2 separate regions of the Homo sapiens genome follow, and region 1 is linked to region 2. Evidence: read pairs that join two places in POLR2A ChIA-PET (ENCODE). Cell type or tissue: MCF 10A. All regions are shown on one strand.

What was found. Peaks named below come from ENCODE experiments on the same cell type or tissue, not always from the same donor. Only the 100,000 strongest peaks of a DNase experiment are listed, where the experiment ranks them.
Region 1: POLR2A ChIA-PET joins it to region 2 with 5 read pairs; 2 of 35 experiments call an interaction of 5 or more read pairs at or near these places.

The regions. Positions count from the first base shown.
Region 1 is chr7:42,690,768-42,698,767 of GRCh38, reverse strand. All of the region lies in intron 1 of LINC01448 (long intergenic non-protein coding RNA 1448), which reads left to right. Among named protein-coding and RNA genes, the nearest start is that of LINC01448, 12 kb to the left of the region's middle. In MCF 10A, a CTCF peak has its summit at 7,530 (motif pointing right); a DNase peak (open chromatin) is centred at 7,547.
Region 2 is chr7:42,158,361-42,166,360 of GRCh38, reverse strand. All of the region lies in intron 2 of GLI3 (GLI family zinc finger 3), which reads left to right. Among named protein-coding and RNA genes, the nearest start is that of GLI3, 75 kb to the left of the region's middle. In MCF 10A, no CTCF peak of the experiment used is centred here; a DNase peak (open chromatin) is centred at 4,450.

The sequences.
Region 1 (8,000 bases), 530 kb before region 2:
CAGCAGCGAGATTAACTTTAGAACAAAACTAAACCTCTGGATAAATGCTATCTGCCAAAGAAATAGGCCTGAACGTCTGTACACATGTTCCTGTGACCATACCAATTCCCCAAACTTCTCTAGGATCCGTCTTTTGTGTCAGTTTGAGCCATATAGAAAAATTATGCTTGCTATTTTCTGATAATCAAATATACTTCCAAGGATCTATTATAATTGATTATATTATCAAGCTGGATCTCCTTATGGATTATAAATAGGTCTATTAAAAACAACCAAACACATGTAGTAATTGACTACCTTGATCATTGCCTGTGGATGAATGTTAACCTATGCCATGAGGGCAGAAGCTTGAGTTCCACAATTTGAAATGTCCAGGCACCTCTGGAGGGAATGTGAGGAAGGCCTGCCATGGTTCTATTTGCATTGACACAGACAGCCATCAAGAAAGCAAGACTTTTAGAAAAGACCCTAGGTACTAAGGCAGTCCAAAGACAAGGTATCAGCATTCGGAGAAGGTACACTTCTGAGGCTTGTATGCTATCTGTCACTTCTACAAGTTTCTGCCAACTGGGAAGAGGAGACTTCAATTAGAACTGAAAGTGCTGCTTCACTAAGTGGCTGGAAGTCCTCAATAACAGAGTGTGGGGCAGCTAAAATTAGAGAAATGCTATTTTCATTGTTATTGTGGATCTAGGATTTCTCCTCCAGTTTGGAACTATCCAGGAAACACATCAGAACCACCTATCTAATGAAACAACTCAACAGACCTAGCCCTTCAACATTTAAAACAATTGTGTATGGAGTCCTCTTAGAAATACTTTTATAATATGTTGCCAAAGTATATAAATTATCACAAGAGTTTTTATGTCATGGAGGCACTACAGTTTAGTGACTTTGAAATAAAACGAGTGTGGGTTTGAATCCCAACCCCACCACTCACTATATAGATGCCATCGAGCCAGTCACTTGCTCACTCTAAGACCCAGTTTCCTATTCTGAACCAGAAAGACAATTGATTAAATACTTTATCTCATCACAGTTGAATTTCTGATTGCCCAACTGAAGTCCTTGGGAATTAAATCTGCCTCTACTTTTCTTGTTAAGTTTCCCAACTGCTAATAAAAGGCTCCTGTTTGTTCAGATAACTGCCTGTATAATGGTCTTTTAGATATGATTGGCCAGAGTAAAAATGACAAAAACAATGGACCTTTCCAAGCTCTGTCTTGTGGCTCTTTGCTTGTGACGTGTCATCCTGCAGCCCCTCCTGGGAACAGCAGCTGTGGGCTGAAGCAGTGATGGCTCCTCTTAGACCTACCTTAATCTATAGTCTCTCCCTTTCTTGCAGAAATTATTCTTTTTCTTCTACAAACTCTGCAATCTTTCTCCTGTTTCTTCCGCATACTGTTCAAAATATTTAACCTCTTTCTTACTATCACAAGGCCTGTCACCCACACTTTGGAAATGTTCTAGAGTGAACAGAGGAAAGCAAATTCTTCACTTACTTTATCATTTCCCTCCTGGAAACCTCTTCTCTGATCTCTCTGACTCCAATCTTGTAGTCTTTCCAACTAGAGCAGGAACAATTTTTCTAGAGATAAAAATGATCATTTCTCTTCTCATCCTTCCTCCTTGAATTATTTCAGCTATTCCCGTGTCCTTCAAGTTGAAGGTGACACATCCTTGCATGACTTACTTCACCCTTTTCAGTCTGGCTCCTGCCTGCTCCTCAATGCATTCATTTTCTCCCTCTCAAAGCTCCCACCAGACCTTCCCCATGCCATGCTCCCTCTGGTTTCAGAGACTTAACTCACCCTGCTGTCTTGGCCTCAAGAGCACATCTCTTCTTCCCTGCCATGTTGCTGAGCTCACTGCTCCTCATTCAAGAGCCAATATGGGCCCTGCTTATTCCATAGTCTTCCCTGGTACCCTCTCACTCTCTGCAGTCTTGGCAGGTGCCACTAGCATATGATCAGAAGGGTCTATGATGGGGATTAAAGGAGATAGGGCATGGGAAAACACATGCCGCATAGTAGGCTTCCAATAAATGTTACTCTCCTCTAGTGACAAAGACCAACTCTGAACATTATCTAGTCTTGTTCCTGCATTGCCTTTCAGTAATTCTTCAAAACATTACTTTCTCTTTCTTGAACCTAATGCCTCTTCATTCCTTGCTGCAAACATACTGAGCATCTTGTCAGTTGCATAAATGACTATCCAACCTCCAAAATTTATTTTCTGAAACATTCTTATCAGTCCTTTATTCTGGGATAAATGTGGCCTTATCTATACCCTTAAATAGATAGGGTTCTAAGGATCTCTATAAAGGTCTCTTCCAGCTCTAACATTCTTTGATTATAAGATTTATTTTATTAAAAACTCCTTAACACAGATGAAGTCAAATTTCTGGAACTCGATCATACAATTTAAAGATTATCTAGGGCCTTGGTTCCTCCTCCTCCTCCCTTCGCCTCCCTTCTGCTACATGCCCTTAAGTCATTTTTACTACTCACGAACTTCTCTGGCAGGGAAGTAGAAAGGAGACACAATGCTAGCACAGCAGCTTTAGTGAAAGGCACGATGGGAGAGGTGCAAAAGGTTGGCTGAGGAAGATTGTTGAGATTCATGATACCTCCACCTCTTTAAACTGATCAAAAGTAGGTTAGCTGGAAAATTACTATGCTGTCTCTGATTTTTTTTTTTTTTTTTTTGATGGAGGCTCATTCTGTTGCCCAGGCTCGAGTGCAATGGCACAATCTCCACTCACTGCAAACTCTGCCTCCCAGGTTCAAGTGATTCTCCTGCCTCAGCCTCCCAAGTAGTTGGGATTACAGGTGTGCACCACCATGCCAGGCTAATTTTTGTATTTTCAGTAGAGACAGGGTTTTGCTATATTGGCCAGGCTGGTCTTGAACTCCTGGCCTTCAGAGATCCACCTGCCTGGGCCTCCCAAAGTGCTGGGATTAAAGGCATGAGCCACTGCGCCCGGCCTTTCTCTGATTTGTTAAAATAACAAATGCTTTGTCCAAATAATTCACTAACTCCAGGCCATGTCACTCACCATTATATTTAATTCCAGTGTCCTGCTCCAACTTTCAATCCTCTCTCCTCCATCTAAGCAGGCTTGGGGTTTGTCCTGCTTCTCTCTCTGTGCCCTACCACACTCACATCTTTTTATTTGGGAGAAATATGGAATGAAGGACATGAGGACTTGCAGGCTTGGAACATGTAGCTGTTTCAACCTGGCATCTTCTATTCCCCTAAGGAAACCTGACTGAAATTGCCGGTGAAGGCTATAAAGAGATCTCCTAGTTGTAATGTCTGAAACCGACCTGGGGATTTTATGTAGAACTCTGCAATGTCAGCAGCTGCTTAGCTACACGTATTCCACACACAACCCCTTTTATAGCTTTGACTTAGAGCCAACTTCTGTTTCCAGCACAAGTGCCAAGAGCCAATGGCTGCTTAGATTCATGACAGCTCATTCTTCCCTAGAACTTTCTTTTCAGTTCAATTGACAGAGGCAGAGCCCTGGGGTCCTTATTCATCCCAGGGAATATCATGACGCTGTTTGCAGAATTCGGATTGGGTCCTGGTACTAAGCCCGAGTGCTGAATCCTAGGACTTTGCTATCCTGGCTCTACAGTTTGTTACAGGCATCTTCCTCAATGAAGGGACCTGGCAAGGCAAACCAGTGAGTCCAGTTCTGGTTTGAGTTTAATCATTACTGACTTTTTTTTTTTTTAATTCTTATACATGGCCAAGAGTGTTATGGCAAAGTTTACCAAACTTGAATTAGGTGGAGAACATGTATAATGTGTGACCAAAAACTTTTCTAAACATTTTAGCACCTTATATCACTTCATAATACAGCATTTTCCCCAAAATTGGTCTTGCTCCCAGCCTGTGAAATATGAGAGGGGAGGTTAGGAGAGGAGATGGCCCACTATGGTGATGGTGGGGATCTGGCCTCACTGTCAGAGCAGTGTCTTTGATGAAGGTAGTGACCCTGCTTTGAATGATGAGGACAATATGCTATTTCTTAATTGTGTTCTATGTGTGTGTGTTACTTTACATAATTTTCATGGTGGTTCCATCAGTTCCGTAGTAGTCTTATCCTCATTTTACAAATGAAAATGCAGCACAACAAGTTTACATGATTTTACTAGACTCACATAGCTCATGTGAGACAGGTTTGGACCTTGACCCATAGTGACATGCCTTCAGAGCCTGTGTTTGTCCCAGTATTTTATAATGTTTCTTGGGTATATTGTAACTAGGTTTTCCCCTTCTTCTTTGGTCACTTTCCCAAGTTATAATTTTTCTATTCAAGTTTAATGCAATCACCATGATTCAGATAAAGCCTGAAAGGACATAGTCACCTTTCACTTTAGGTATGGTGGTTGGGTGAGTTCTATCATTAATTCAACAGGTATTTGCAAGTATCTTACCAAAGTCTGGTTCTGAGCTAGCTCCTCATGGTAATATAGTTTTACAGGGGACATAGGCTCTAGGCAAATTGTTACAAATGCGATGAATGCCATATAAAGGAATTTATCAGGCATCGCAGATCATGATAAGTCCAGAGGACACACTGGAAATGGGAGGATAAATAAATAGGAGTCAGTTGGTCTTCTGAGGAGGCTAGAGAAGAGTGTTCTAGGTTGAAGTGGGGCATGCTTGAAGCTTGGAGGCCAACTAGAGGCAGTTAGCCAAGATTCTGTGGTTCCCCGGGAATCACACCTGGAGGCTGAAGCTCCTGGCTGTGACTCCTAGGCTACGCATGCAGGGACATCTGAGGAGTGTGCGAACCCAGGCTGGGGCCTGAGGCCAGATCCGCTCCAAAACTTTGAGTGCGGTCCCAGGACAACCTCTTACTCAGTCCACATCTGTGGAGCTGTGAGGAAGTTTGGAAGCCTAATTCTCAGTTTCAGTCACTCCAGGGAGTTGGGCTGGGAGGGAAGGGGCAGACTGACTCTAAACCACCATGGATCAGCACAGGGATCCTGGCTGAATAGAACTCAGGATGGACTCTTACACAAAAATGTAATAAAGCCACCCAGCTCAAAATTTAGAGAAAGGAGCCAGATCTTCCAGTGGATTGTGATTGTGTGTTTTTTTATCTCAAAATTATGTCAGAGTTTATTATTCACTAATTATTTAAAATTTGGAAGGGAAATGTTCTATGCGATAGATCAGGACTATCCATTAGAAGTAAATAGGAATGGTCCTGTTACGTTTTATTTCTGGGGAGTTTGTGTCTCTTGCTGTCACAATTACAGTTTCCTTTATTGAGTGAAGGCATTGCTTCTGTGATTATGGTTGAGCTGGTAACTCATTAAGCTGCTCTTTATTGATGAACATCTCTGTGTAGATTTGTTCATTGGGTTGAGAGCTGGGCTACATAGGTGAAGGCAAGAGAGTAGCTCTCTTGTGAGTCAGACGAGGAAGGAGATCCATTCATTCCAGCATCCCCCAACTACTTGACGCCTGTTGCACTTGATGCCAGTCACTGGGAAAACGCACACCTTGCTGGAGACCACTGGGGCACCATGGTTATGGTCTCTTGAGCAGAGAAGGCTGGGGAAAGAAGAGACTAAAAACTGAGCTGAGAGGACCACGGACAAAGCTCACCTGCCTTCCAGGTGTATGCAGTGAGCAAACGGGGCAAGGAGCCGGCACTGAGAGGAAGCGCTGACATAAGGAAGATAATAAATGTTCTGAGATTTCAGCACCATCGGGAGCCTTGACACATGAATGCCAGGGCTTAGTTCTCTCTCTGATTCACATTTCTTCTTTGCTACAGGATCATTTGGTTCTTGAGCCTGTAGAATTACTGACTGATTCCTTTCTGGTCAGATTCTTTTTAGCTACACACAGACTCCTCTCTTGTAATGAAAATCAGGTTTCCTGTTACAGTTTGCTTTACATTTAGGGAACATGTTGCCGTCTGGAATGAGCAAGTGTTGCATTTGAGTCATATTTTCCACGCTGATGCTAAGCTTTCATGCTTCCTATGTCTGGTGCTGAAGGGGAGACTAGGAAATAAGAAACTGCAGCTAGGTCAGAAAATTTATATTTTACCCAAAGGGTTAATCGGCTTCTGGAGGGAACAAAGACATGGCGCTACTGTAGCTGCTTCCTGCGTACAAGAGAGTGAAGCGAAGACCATTCTAACTCAGCATCAAGGAGGGCTCCATGTGGGGTGGCCTCGGTCAGTGGGGACTGGATCCACCTCTTCGTGGTGCACACTTTGGGAGAAAAGCTTAAAGAAGTCATCTGATCTTCTGTATCTCTGAGAACCACATTGTGAGTTGCTGTCAAAGATTCAGAGCCCAGTTTTAGGTCCTCAGGGAAGCAAACTGCTACTGGGAGCTATTTTCTTCGGGGAGTTGTGTAAGTCAAAACAAGTGTTTGGGAAAAAGTCCAATAATCAGCAAATGACAAAGTTCCATGCCAATGTGAAAATTGTGTACACACTAACAAGACATTGTTTGTTACTAAAATGGTTAAATAAAATTTAAAAATAGTAATTTGGACTCATTTGACTAGAATTACTTCCTCTCCAAAAGCAAGGATAAAGTAAACCATGTTTGGGTGACTATAACATACACATGCACACACATGCAAATATGCACACAACACACACATACACACATATACATAAATGTATACAAAATACACACATACAGTCACATGCTCATACATGTACATACACAAAACAACACACACATATATGTACTTACACACATATGTGCACATATGCACACACAGACATATATGAAAGGCAGAATGGGGAGAAAGAATTTCAAAAGCCTGGTGCTACTTTGAACCTATCTTCTTAGGAAGAAGGCAAAATCATCTTTTAGTGAGGAAGATACCTTAAGATAATTACAAAAATAAGGCCACTTGGGTAGGCCTTAAATAGGAAAAGAGAATAATAAGAATTTGGCAATTTGCAGTATGAAGGAGAATCTCTTGAAGAGGAGAAAATCCTGGGAGATGGGAAGGGCAGGCCAGGAAAGAACTCCACTATGGTGTCAGATGGCCCCTGGGTTCTTTCTTTAGTAATGCCCAGAAGTGAACTTGGAATTATTTCCTGTCTGGTGCTATAGTTCCTCTCAGCTACCCCAAAAACCTTACATCCTATTCTCTTGTATTGAACTTTGTGAGGAATGAAGGAAGGAGTAAGAGCAATAGGAAGGAGGTTATCAGATGTAGAAGCAGAGAGCAGGGTGAGACTATGACAAAGCCCATTTCCCCAGGTGTATTTGAAAGTGACTCTGGACAGCAGGAGTGGGTCCGGGAAAGTAGGCGAGCGCTTGGGTTACTCCTGCACTCGTTAAGTTGCCTTCTTTTGAGTCAGGAAAATATTTCCAGCAGCCACTGTGTTGCTCTGTGGCCCTCCCACAGGCTTCCTCTTTGCCCTCTGTGAGAGGGCTGAAGAGGTAAACATCTACAGCATTAGAGATTTTCCTTGGCTTGAAGTGAGTCTGAATGTTCGTGTGGATGCGAAGAGGCATTTGACCCCTAGAGGGTGATCACACCATATGGTAAAGGAGAGGACACCAGGAAGGCAAAAACAGAGAAGAAAACCGCACTAAGTTCCTTGTGTCCATTCCAGCTGATGTGTAATGGTATGTATAGTACCCCCGTGGGTATGGCAACCTCTCTCTGGGTATATCTCCTGGATTGTAAGGCAGAGTCTACTCTGGACTTGGAGTTTGGTGCCTTCCTGATGCAAAAAGCAGGGAGCTGGTAAGCCCCAGTCCTTCTGGTCACTCACAAGAGGTTTGGGAATGAGACTGGGTGAGGACCGGGATTCCCTCTACTTCTGCTGGTGAGACCAGCAGTCTCTGATGAAAACTGACTTTTCTGCAGACGTTGTGACTGCAGCTAGGCAGACCATGCCTGCAGGAAGGAAAGTGGGCCACCTCAGGGTGACTTCGAGACTGAAAACTAGGAATTGGGAGCAATAAAATAAGGCAAAATCACCCTAATAT
Region 2 (8,000 bases):
CCACATTCATTCAATTATTTATTCACCTGTAGAATACTTCACTAGTGCCTATGGTGTGCACATAAGAGATAGCAGAGTACTGAATTCCAGCGCCTGCCCTCAAGGATCTTATAGTCTAGTGATGGAGACATACAAGTGAATAGCTAATTACCAAACAAGGTAAGAAATGCTCTGGTAGACATTGGGTGGAAAGTTGAGCAGGCTCAGAAGATGGGACAGAAGGGGCTGAGGATGGTTCTTCATGCTCAGAGCCTCTATTCAGGCTGGGCAGTTTGGAGTTGGTCTTGCAGACACCTGGGCTTCATGCAAGGTTTGTGAGCCTGGAAGTGACATGTGCTTCTAGAAGATTTTTAGGAAGGGGAGCATACGGAACACCGTAACTTTTAACTTTGCTTCCATTTTCACTAATCTGTGACAAGTTGGCTTTTGTACTCTTGACATTAAGATTTAATATATGCGATTTTTGGATTTGCCAAGCATCTGTTTCCCAATGTTTTGGATTTTCATCTATGGTTTTATGGTTTTAACTTTGTTTGCAAGACTAGATTCTACATTTTTGATTGAATTATTTAGAATATTAGTATACTCAGTGACTTTACAAAATTGACTTGCCCACGTTTAAGAGGCATTTTAGATGTTTCTTTCTGTGGTCAGCTCAGGCAGGTACAAAAGAAGTTCAAGACTTGATATCACTAGCAGCTAGTTATAGACAAGGCCTAAACCCAGAACAAGTAGGGAATGAGACCCCCAAATGCACCAGCAGTCTATTTGATTTAATGGCATGATAAATTGTATGGTACAGTTGTGTCTTCATGACCCAATCAGTGAAATTAAACTAATTTGTTACTTCTTTTCTGATGTTTAAGTGTCCATGTGGAAAAATGTTTCCATACTTGGGCTTCAGGAATATGTATTTCTAAGGGGGTATTTTAAAAATATCCTCCCAGCCCCATGAAAACCCTGATGTTTTTGCATATTATTTGAACTCTTAAAACCTTCATGTAGAAAGATAGTTCACATTGGATAGGTAAGTATTATACCAGAACTTTTGCTGGTTTCTGTGGTTTCTATAGTAGGGATGCAGGGACACTATAATGCCAAAGATTTGTAACAGATCTGCTATAACCCACCAGAGAGCGCACCCTACTCAATAGTGATTTGTTTTTTCTTTTTTTTTTTTTGGACACAGTTTCACTCTGTTGCCCAGGCTCACTGCAATCTCCACGCCTGGCTAATTTTTGTATTTTTAGTAAATATGAGGTTTCACCATGTTGGCCAGGCTGGTCTAGAACTCTTGACCTCAAGTGATCCACCCGCCTTGGCCTCCCAAAGTGCTGGAATTACAGGCACGTGTCGCTGCTCCTGGCCCATGAATAGTGATTTAAAAGCCTCATTTCCTTTATGATCATTTCATTATTGCTTTCCCTTGCAATGTTAAGACTGTTCCTAGAATGAAAGATTTCATTACAAAAAAAAAAACCAAAACCCCCTTTTAGATTTTTTTAATTTTTATTTATTTATTTATTTATTTGACACATAGTCTCGCTCTGTTGCCCAGGCTGGAGTGCAGTGGCGTGATCTCGGCTCACTGCAAGCTCCACCTCCTGAGTTCATGCCATTCTCCTGCCTCAGCCTCCCGAATAGCTGGGACTACAGCCACAGGCCACCACGCCCGGCTAATTGTTTGTATTTTTAGTAGAGATGGGGTTTCACCGTGTTAGCCAGGATGGTCTCGATCTCCTGACCCCATGATCCGCCTGCCTCGGCCTCCCAAAGTGCTGGGATTACAGGCGTGAGCCACCGTGCTCGGCAATTATTTTTATTTTTATTTTTATTTTTTTTTAGACAAGGTCTTTATCTGTCTTTCAGGCTAGAGTGCAGTGGCATGATCTTGGCTTACTGCAACCTCTGCCTCTTAGGCTCAAGGAGCTTCCCACCCCAGCCTCCCAAGAAGTTGGGACTACAGGCCTGCGCCACCATGCCCAGCTAATTTTTGCATGTTGTGTAGAGATAGGGTTTCACCATGTTGCCCAGTTGTTCTCGAATTCCTGGGCTCAAGCAGTCTGCCCACTCCAGCCTCCCAAAGTGCTGGGATTACAGGTGTGAGCCACCATGTCTGGTCTTTAGATTCTTTAAACAGATTTCAACACGGGAATATACAACTATATTAAAACACCAGCTTTCAAAGCTTGTCCGTATATTGCAGGGGTATGGACAGGATGTGTCCTAGTGATTATTTTTTCTACTCAGCCATTAAATTAGAACCTGTGTTTTTGCATGCATTTTGGTGTTTTTCTAGCAATGAATTTCAAGTCTATCCAGATAGACCCATTACAAAAGGAAAAAAAAATTGCATAGGCTTGGAAAGTAATATTTTAAAACCATTCAGATTTCAAAGATTGATAAAGACAAGTAAGCAAAAGATTATTACTTGAACAGAGTGGCCGGAAGACTGAAGCATCAGCACAGTAAGGAAGCCATTAAATTGGCCAAAGAACAATCCTTAGAAACATTGTGGAAAACTTTAGGGGTCAAGTGCAAGCCAGACAAAGTCAAAAAGAGAGACACTGGGGTCATGAGATCTATGATGTGCCCAGTGGTTGTGATGTGTAAAAAATAGAGATGGTACATGGCCAGGCACGGTAGTTCACGCCTGTAATCCCAGCACTTTGGGAGGCTGAGGCGGGTGGATCACCTGAGGCCAGGAGTTCAAGACCAGCCTGACCAACATGGTAAAACCTTGTCTCTACTAAAAGTACAAAAAATTAGCCAGGTGTGCTGGCGGGCGCCTGTAATTCCAGCTACTCGGGAGGCTGAGGCAGGAGAATCGCTTGAACCCAGGAGATGGAGGTTGCAGTGAGCCGAGATAGCACCATTGCACTCCAGCCTGGGCAACAAGAGTAAAACTCTGTCTCAAAAAAAAAAAAAGAAAAGAAAATAGAGATGGTTCATTAGATAGAGGCAGCGTTGAATTCAACAAGGACTCAGAGTGAAAGGGTAGAGACAACTGCAGTTGGGGAAAAGGCAAATCAGAGAGAGGCAGCTACAGAGCAGAGGCCTGTTGTTGATGGAGATGAGCATTCTTTGGCAGTGTCCGGAGGGGTGTGACAAGCAGAGGTGAGATAGAAGAGTACTGTTTAATGTGGGGCAAAGAAAGGCAGGTGTATAGAGATAGATAACTCTTGGTTTGAGTCTGAGTAATTTATGAGGCCTTTGGCAAGGAAGACTGTGACCTGAATATTACAGAAGGAGGTCAGTATTGCAAAAGATCAGTGTTTGGATGGAAGATATCTAGTTTGTGAGGATAGTTGTTATTTGACAGGAAATTCCAAGTTTGCCGTGTAGATTTGAAGATAGGTTGAAAATACAAAAAAAAAAAAAAAAAAAAAAAAAAAGGTGTTTATTCCTCCTTCCCCTGGACCACTCCTCCCCAGGACTTCAGAGACAGTAATGCATAGAAAGGGAAACAGAAATGAATTTCCTTTAGGCAAGAGAGCTTTGTAAGGCCGAGCTACTTGGGAGCCAAGGAGAAGCTGCTTCTTTGTGACAAAGCAGGGGTTGAAGTTGCAGTGGTTGCTAATATTCTGCTGAATGAGCTCTGAGGTGCATTCATTTTATAGGAGGGGTGGTTTCGTTTTCTAGCTGGTCCATACTAAGATTTTTATTTTTGTCTACAGGCAGTAGAGTAGATAAGAGGAACTCAGTAGAATTGACAGAATTGTCAGGCACAGTAACACAGCCTTGATTATGTCTTTCGTTTGCCGTTTTCATCAACTCTTCTTGGGAACTTTCGTAGAACTGGCCCAGACAATGTGATTAGGATGGAAGAGTTCTTTGAATGACTTGGCAGCAGTGCAGTGCGAAATCTATTATTATTTCTCTTAAAGTTTTTCTGCCAAAAAAGTACATTTCCATTTGTGTCAACAAGATGTGAATTAAAGAATAAAGAAAAATGCAGAAAAAATTACATGTGTTCTCAACTTAAACCAAAGGTGCAACATTTTAGAGTATCAGAGTAGTCATTGAGACTGTAAAGTTCAGTTGAATCTATCCCTGAGGGGTTGGGTTGAGATCGCAGCCTCTTTGAAAATTTGAACTAGAGACTTTCCAAACCAATTCTTGTTCAAACCTCCTCTACAAAGGTAAGCCTGGTCTATCCCCCCACAGTCAAAACCTGAAGAAGAGGCCTTTCCTCTCCATGGCCTTTACCTAATGTTTACATTACTGCTTACCCTGTGTTAACCCTGTAGCCTCTGCGTCCCTTCTCAGGTAGTTTCTCATCTAGAAAAATCAGTAATGTGGGCCTTGAGGGCAGCAGCCATTCTGTTTTTACTCCCCTTAGAAGGTCAGGGTTCATGCTGGGACACACGGAGCCCTTGACATGGATGAGTCTGTATGAATTGAATGTGAAGAACCAACCTGGGCTGGTTTGTATTGTTTGTGTTGACTCAGCCTGCTCTAAACCCTATTACCCAATTTTTGACACAAGAGGTGGAAACACTCCCTCAGAATCCTGACTACATTTGTTTCTGCCTCTAGCAAGGAGTTTCCCAATTATGTGGGAAGAGGAACTCTCAAAACTTTATTCTTGGATATGCCTCTTTCATCCCTATTAACAAATGTATGTGCCACACTAGGTCATATAATTGTCAGGTTCAGAATCATAGGAGACTGATTTGATCCCTGACTTACTAACTTTGTGACTTTGGAGAAGTTAATTTCTCTAAGCCTATTTCCGTCATCTGTAGGATGATATTGCTGTCTGCCTCATAGTTATTTTAAGATTTCAAAGCATTCATATTAAATACTGTGGAGATGATAGTTACCTTATTTTTTGAATATTTTTCCTAGGTGTGTTTCATAGTTTTACTAATGGGTGTTGTTGTCATATCCTGAGACAAGGTAGGTCAGAGGACAACACGACTTTTCTGCAAAAGACCAGCTAGTAAATGTTTTCAGATTTTAACAGGCGATTTAGTTTCTATCACTACTCAACTCTGCTGTTGTGGCTCCAAAACAGCTGTAGACAACATGAAAATGAATGAGCCTGGCTGTGTTCCAACAAAACATTATTTATGGACCTTGAAATTTAAATTTCCTATCATTTTTGCCTGTTGTGAAATATTATTCTTCTTTTGGTTATTTTTCATCCATTAAAAAGTTTGAGATATATTTGAGCTCACAGGCTGTACAAAAGCAGTCAGAGGATACAGGTTGTCAGTAATCACCCTAAAATAATTTGCTTGATTTTTCTTAGTAAATATTGTTTATGGAGAAACAAAATGTATTCCTCGGGAAAATTTCAAGTGTCTCAAGTCACTGTAGAAAACCAAGTAGAAGGGATTGATGTTTTCAACAGATATTTGAAGAACTAAGCATACTTGTCTAGTAAATGTTGATTTGGGGCTTGACCAGAGATACGTTGAAGAAGTGGGTAAAAGAGATGACCAGTTTTAATTATAGATTATTAACTTGGAGCTTTTTTTCTGGTTGTAAAACAGCAGTTATTCCCTCCTAAGCTGTCTATCCTGATGCTTGGTGAAGGCGTCCACTGGTCTGTTGCCTTAGAGGTTACGGAGCTCTCTTCTGCACCATCCTTTTTCCTAGGACATCTATGAGAAGTTGGCTGAAGTTGATAGGAGATGTCCCATTTTATATAAGGGGAAGCAGCAGCCCAAAGAAATTCTGTGACTTGCCTAACATTAGACATTTCTAGCAGTATAGGTTGGGCATCCCTGATCTGAAAATCTGGAATCCCAAATGCTTCCAAATCTGAAACTTTGGGAGCACCAACGTGATGCCACAAGTAGAAAACTCTACACCTGATCTCATGTGAGGGGCTGCTGTCAAAACTTTGTTTCATACACAAAATTATTAGAAATATTGTATGCCGTGACCCCAAGGCTATGGATATGAGGTGTATGTGAAGCATAAATGAATTTTGTGTTTAGACTTGGGTCCTATCCCCAAGATATCTCATTATGTATATGCAAATATTCCAAAATCTGACAAAATTTCAAATCCGAAAGACTTCTGGTCTCAAGCATTTTGAATAAGGGATATTCAACCTGGACATCCAAGGCCTGGAAATCCAATGCCTGGCCCAGGGCTCAATTATCTTGCCACCCTGTTTTGCATTATCACACAGATTATCAGGTTAGTGATAGTACCTAGCTTTCATAAATGCCACAGTTTATAAAGCTCTCTTTCATATGCTATTATGTTTAACCCTCACAATACCCTATGAAGTAAGAGGGGCAAGTTTTACTATCTGCCTTTGGTAGAGGAGGCAGCTGACAACCTGATATATTTTAATGTACCCTGGGTCACATACCGATTAAGTGCTAGGAGCAAGTCTGGGAGCTAGGTTTTCTAACTCCTTTTATTACACTGTGCTGCCTTATTATACTACATGGCAGTTGATGCCATTAATACCCAAACATTAAAAAATAAATTGAAAAAGAAATAACATCCTGCCATGGTTCCAGCCCTTGGCAGTGATTTTTAAGTGGAGGTTTGTGTTATGAGAATTTTTGCTTTCAAAATACTGCATGCACCTCCTGTAAAAGGTTGAATGAAATGATTTTAGTTTTGGTAAGTGGCCCATGCACGTTTATTATTTATTTATTTAGGTCTTTTTTGCTCCAGCTCCTTTGGCTAAATGAAGCACTGCTGTATTTTTATTGCATACCCCATCATTAAAAGAAATTGAAAAGACGCTTGTTAGTTTTAATATCGCATGGATGGAAATATATCTGGCACATTTAGGAACAGTTACAATTCCTAATAGTGCATTTTAAGAAGTAGTCTGGTTTTGTTCTTGATTAAAAAAAGAGAAAACTTTCTTAAATTTGCTATAATTCGATAATCATCTTTAGTTGGGAAGGGAGAATGTCTCTGTGTTGTATGATTCTGACTTTATTGACTCATTTAGCATTCCTTTCCAGCCAGTGGGAAGGGATTATACTCTTGGGCAGCATGAAGGGCCTTTCATTTGTTGGTAAATAATCCAAGCAAAGCTGCTTCCAAGTGCAAGTCTTTTTTCCTTTTTCTGTAAACCATATGCTTCTTTAACTTTTGGACATATGCCCCTTTCAATAAACTATGTGCGGCTCTAACTGTTGGAGCTATTGTTAAGTTAAGCACAAGCCAAATACTTAGGCTGCTTCTTGCATCTAAGCGTTCATCACAGTCCCCCTGAAGACAGTGTTTTTTTTGTTTGTTTGTTTTGTTTTTTTGCAAAATAGCTATTCAGAACCTGGAAACCCTATAGAAATGGGGAGGTGTGGGGAGAAATAGGGTGACAAGAAGATAATTTAGCCACAGCATGAGAGGTGTCATTTACACTGCAAGATACTAAATGTGCCCAAGGCCTGAGCTTGACAAAAGTAACAACAGCGACAACAGAAGTAGAATGAGAAATTCGAAGAAGTTTCTGAACCATGTTTCATTCATGACTCTGGCTTAAAGTTTACAGTTAAGTTCGTTTGATTAAAGTCTGTAGTATTCTTCCTGACGGCCTTTAGAGGAAGAGGCAGAATAATTTTAACAATGAAAATAGTCTTCAGCTGGGCGCGGTGGCTCACATCACGCCTGTAATTCCACACTTTGGGAGGCCGAGGCGGGTGGATCACCTGAGGTCAGGAGTTCAAGACCAGCCTGGCCAACATTGTGAAATCCTGTCTCTACTAAAAATACAAAAATTAGCTGGGTGTAGTGCTTGGCTCTCTCTCTCTCATGCTACTCAGGAGGTTGAGGCAGGAGAATGGCTTGAACCTGGGAGGCAGAGGTTGTAGTGAGCTAAGATTGTGCCTTTGACCTCCAGCCTGGGCAACAAGAGTGAAAGTCCATCCCAAAAAAAAAAAAATAGTCTTCACATGTACAGATAGAACAGTGGCAAGCAAATGAATGCTCTCAAAAACTCCTCACAGAAGCCACATTTTAGGGGTTAATAGTAATTTATAATACAAAGGAAAGTCATGCCAAGCTGGGCACTTACC